Regions from separate parts of the Homo sapiens genome. Here region 2 is linked to region 1. Evidence: read pairs that join two places in POLR2A ChIA-PET (ENCODE). Cell type or tissue: Caco-2. All regions are shown on one strand.

Evidence for each region. Peaks named below come from ENCODE experiments on the same cell type or tissue, not always from the same donor. Only the 100,000 strongest peaks of a DNase experiment are listed, where the experiment ranks them.
Region 2: POLR2A ChIA-PET joins it to region 1 with 13 read pairs; 8 of 35 experiments call an interaction of 5 or more read pairs at or near these places.

Annotation. Positions count from the first base shown.
Region 1 is chr17:48,815,739-48,818,238 of GRCh38, reverse strand. TTLL6 (tubulin tyrosine ligase like 6) reads left to right here and starts at 1,010. Exons shown (of 16, transcript NM_001130918.3): 1 at 1,010-1,269. The coding sequence starts at 1,167. LOC105371813 (a long non-coding RNA gene) reads right to left here. Exons shown (of 4, transcript XR_001752926.1): 3 at 2,247-2,400; 4 at 1,281-1,810. RefSeq lists silencers at 815-1,164, 1,255-1,304. In Caco-2, CTCF peaks have their summits at 992 and 1,196; DNase peaks (open chromatin) are centred at 606 and 1,078; H3K4me3 peaks cover 1,223 bases.
Region 2 is chr17:48,917,736-48,920,235 of GRCh38, reverse strand. The region is part of intron 4 of UBE2Z (ubiquitin conjugating enzyme E2 Z); the gene reads right to left. Among named protein-coding and RNA genes, the nearest start is that of UBE2Z, 11 kb to the right of the region's middle. In Caco-2, no CTCF peak of the experiment used is centred here; no DNase peak of the experiment used is centred here.

The DNA.
Region 1 (2,500 bases):
TTGCCTCTGGTGTTCTGCCTGTGCACATCAGCAGGTGAAGGGGATCTGGGTTGGGAGGAACTTAGGTTACCAACTCAGGCCCAAATGAACAATGTTTATTTATTTATTTGAGACAGAGTTTCCCTCTGTTGCCCAGGCTGGAGTGCAGTGGCGCGATCTCAGCTTAATGCAACCTCTGCCTCCTGTGTTCAAGCGATCCTCCCGCCTCAGCCTCCCGATAGCTGGGACCACAGGTACGCGCACCGCGCTCGGTTAATTTTTGTATTTTTAGTAGAGAGGAGGTTTCGCCATGTTGTCCAGCTGGTGTTGAACTTCTGAGCTCAAGCGATCCACCCACCTAGGCCTCCCAAAGTGCTGGGATTACAGGCGTGAGCCACCGCGCCCGACCATCTTCAATGATTTGAATCCAGTCACTACTACAGATTCTCCACCTGAGACCAAATGGTTGCTCTGAGAAGCCCAGACCCCTAACCCCTTAAGTCTCACTGACTCTTCAGTCGGTCTAGGCGGCCCTCTCTTACTGATCAGTTCACTGGAGGCCATGACCCCCACACTCTGGAGGTGAGGTCAGGGTTCAATACGCCTGAGCGGTCATCACAGGTTTGCAACACCCATTTTCCTGTTGAAGAAGCTAAGCCTCACAGAGGTAACGTGGCCTGCCCAAGGTGACACAGGCACTAATATGCCTGAGATGCTGATTTAAGTCTCCAACCAGTGTTTTCCCACAGTGCCTCCTGCTTCAGGTTTGCCCTCTCCCGAAGGCCTAAATTCAAGGTGCCCCCCTCCCTCACCGCAGCCCCGCGCAGCTGGACCTCTGGAGCCAGACGTTCTGGCCGCGCCCGCGCACGGCGCCCGACGGCACCGGCGCGGATGGGCTGGGACTGCGGCTTGGCTCGCTGGGCAAGGGTAGGGCTGCGGGAGCGAGCGGCGGTCCAGCCCCTGGCGCCCGGGTGCGCGGTGCGCGCGTCCTCCGCGTCTCCCGGGACAACCGTGGGCGCGCCCCTCCCCTAGCGCCTGGGCGGTTAATTGGATTCGGGAGGGAGGGGGCATGGCAGCTACTGCAGGGGCCAATCGAAGGCCTAGAAGGCCCCGTATGCAAATATGAGGGCCGGGCGGACCCAAAGTTAGGGCGAGCGCGGGTTGGGGTTGGGGCTGTCTGGCAGCCAATGGGAGCGTTACTCCTTCATCCTTCGAGGAGGGGGCCGGCAGGTGTGGTTGCAAGCTGGACTAGCAGCCCAGCGGGGCGAGACGGGGGAGTAGGAATTGCGGGTAAGAGCGCCCCAAAGCCCGGTGCTGGCTCCAGACCGCAGCCTCCTGGTGCCTGTCCCCTGAAAACCTGGCTAGACACGTCTCCTTAAACCCACACGGGACCCAGGTCCCCAGGGTAGCCCGCTGCCCTCCCTGGTGGCGTTCCATGGCGCCAGGCACTCACCCTCACGGTCCCTCGGCTCCGGGACTCCCCCCTTCTCAGTCCCTCTTATTAACGTTCATTTCCCGCCCTCCCCCGATTTCCTAAACCACAGTCCACCAAGGAGCTGTCGCTTAGACACCAGCGATCCCTGGGACTCACACAACTCTCTTCATCCCCTTCATCCCCATCATTGGGTCATTTTCTTCATCACTGTTCTTCCTTTGTCTGGAGAAACCTTCCAGCAAGACACTTCCCATTTTTCATGGCCGGCATAGTCCTCTGCTGATGCCCCTACCGCCTTCCAGCCTGGTGTTCTTTCATTTCCAGTTGTTATTTCTCACCCCTCCTGAAAAAATACTCTTCTGGCTTTGCAGAAAGTTCTCCTTTGGGATTTGAACTCTAGGAAAAATATCACATTGGGGGATGAAGTGGGAAGGGAGCTAACGTTTTGAAAGCACCAGTATGTGCGAGGCACTCCAAAAAAATTTAATATTTATGCCAATCTTATTATTATATTTTCTTTTTTGTTTGTTTTAAGAGATGGAGGTGGGGGTGGGGGGGCTCACTTTTTTGCCCAGGCTGGTCTCGAACTCCTGAGCTCAAGTGATCCTCCCACTTGGGCTTCCCAAAGTGCTGGAATTACAGGCATGAGTCACCACGCCTGGTTTATATTTTCATTTTACAATATAGCCTTTATTTTGAACCAAGCACTGCTTTAAGGGTATTAGAAATATTAACTCATTTAATCTTTAAAACAGCTCCATAAAATGAATATTATTATCATCCCCATTTTACTTATACAGAAGCTGAGGTACAGAGAGGCTAAGTTACTCACCCATGGTCACACATTCTAGAAACTAGTAGAGCTGGGATTTGGATCCAGATCCATCTGTCTTTGTTAGCAATGCCCTGAATATTGTGGAGAAAATGACTAGGCATGAGCCTGATCTGAATATTGCATCTTCCAATCTTGCAGAATTTCTCAGTTTCTAGAAGAATAAAAGATGGCATCTAAGTCAGCAAGATTCTTATTGTTCCCACTACAGGTGACTTGTCATTCTCAACACTTCTTATTGGCAAAGCCCTTGA
Region 2 (2,500 bases), 100 kb before region 1:
GGCATGAGCCACCGCACCCGGCTTGTCTTTTATTTAAAAAATTTTTAAGAGGCAGGCTCTTGCTTTGTCATCCAGGCTGGAGAGTGGTGGCATGATCAGAGGTTACTGCTGCCTCGAATTCCTGGGCTCAAGCGATGCTCCTCTCCTCAGCTTCCCAAGTAGCTGGGACTCAAGGCACATGTCACAATGCCCAGCTATTTTTTTAAAAAAGTTTTTCGGTAGAGACAAGGTCTCACTACGTTGCCCAGGCTGGGAAACACTTGTCTCTTTAGGGGGAGAAAAAAAAAAGACAGAAAGAATGATGGTGGGACAAAAAGGTATAAATGAAGTGAAGAGTCTCAGTGTAGAAAACCTTCAGGCATCAACAAGTAAAGGATGCTTCCTGGTTAACCCCTTTACCTGTTATATGTCTCTAGGGTCCCACCATCATTGAACCAATTATTATAAATCAGAAGTAGGGCTGGGCCCGATGGCTCATGCCTGTACTCCCGACACTTTGGGAAGCCGATGCAGGCGGATCGCTTGAGTTCAGGAGTTCAGGATCAGCATTGGCAACATGGTGAGATCCCGTCTCTATAAAAAATACAAAAATTAGCTGGGCATTGGTGGTGTGCACCTGTCGTCCCAGCTACTCAGAAGGCTGAGGTGAGAGGATGGCTAAAGCCCAGGAGTTCGAGGCTTCAGTGAGCTATGACTGTGCCACTGTACTCCAGCCTGGGTGACAAAGCAAGACTTTGTCTCAAAGAAATAGTACAATTAGAAATAAATCTATCAGAAGCTTCGAAAGATAAACTTCAACTTTGGTCTAGAAAGCCAATATAAACAGGGTCTCACTATGGTGTGAATAGAAGGGGAGTATGGCCTCTACTCCTTTAATTTTTCCTGTGCTCTTCTCCTCTTACCACCAACCCCAGTCAATTAGAGCCCTGGCCTCTGATAAAAATAGCTGATGGGCCAGGCGCGGTAGCTCACACCTGTAATCCCAGCACTTTGGGAGGCCGAGGCAGGTGGATCATAAGGTCAGGAGGTGGAGACCAGCCTGGCCAAAACAGTGAAACCCCGTCTCTACTAAAAATACAAAAATCAGCTGGGTGTGGTGGTGTGTGCCTGTAAATAAATAAAAAATAAATAAATAAATAAAATAAAAACAACTGCAAGTCATTCTGGAAGTAAAAAATAAAAAACACAAGGCTGGGCATGGTGGCTCACACCTGTAATCCCAGCACTTTGGGAGGCGGACGTGGGCAGACTGCTTGAGGCCATATGTTCAAGACAAGCCTGGCCAACAGGGCGAAACCCCATCTCTACTACAAATACAAAAATTAGCCAGGCGTCATGGTGTGTGCCTGTAATCCCAGCTACTTGGGAGGCTGAGGTACTAGAATCGCTTGAACCTGGGAGGCAGAGGTTGCAGTGAGCTGAGATCACACCACTGCACTCCAGCCTGGGTGACAGAGTGAGAGTCTGCCTCCAAAAAAAAAAAAAAAAAGACAAGACCTAAAAATCAGCTCCTGCTAATGAGGTCTATTTCAATTAGACTCTCCTCCTGAAATGAATGTTTGGAGAAAGGATGGGTTAGGAAATAATTTTTGTTAACTTTTGAGGCCAGACTCTGTGGCTCACACCTGTGATCCTACCACTTTGTGAGGCCGAGGCAGGCTGATCACCTAAGGTCAGGAGTTCAAGACCAGCTGGCCAACATGGTGAAACGCCACCTCTACTAAAAATACAAAAATTAGCCAGGCGTGGTGGTGTGCGCCTGTAGTCCCAGCTACTCAGGAGGCTGAGGCAGGAGAATTGCTTGACCCTGGGAGGTGGAGGCTGCAGTGAGCCGAGATCACACCACTGCACTCCAGCCTGAGTGATGGAGTGAGACTCTGTCTCAAAAAAAATTTTTATTTTTCATTTTTGAAAGGCATTTTATTATCCTTTGTTCAGGTCTATAGAGGAAGAATCAAAGTTGGTGTCATATGTAATAGTTTAAAAATAAATTAAGTTGGCCAGGCATGGTTGCTCACGCCTGTAATCCCAGCACTTTCAGAGGCCAAGGCGAGTGGATCACCTGAGGTCCGAAATTCGAAACCAGCCTGGCCAAGATGGTGAAACCCCTTCTCTACTAAAAATACAAAAAATTAGCCAGGTGTGGTGGTGCGTGCCCGTAATCCCAGCTACTCGGGAGGCTGAGGCAGAGGAATCACTTGAACCTGGGAGGCAGAAGTTGCTGTGAGCCGAGATTGTGCCATTACACTCCAGCCTGGGTAACAATAGTGAAACTCTGTCTCAAAAAATAAATAAATTAATTAAGCTGTTCTAATCACCTATCCGGAATCATTTTCTTTTGGGACTATCACTGGAACTTTTTCCCGTGCTCATGAGTAATTCAGGAAGGCACATCGGAAGAGTGGGAGAAGTTGGGCTCCAATGTAAGTCTGGGGTCCTATCCTGATCTGTGTGTCTTTGTGAAAGTTAATTAACCTCTCTGAGGCAACATTATTTCACT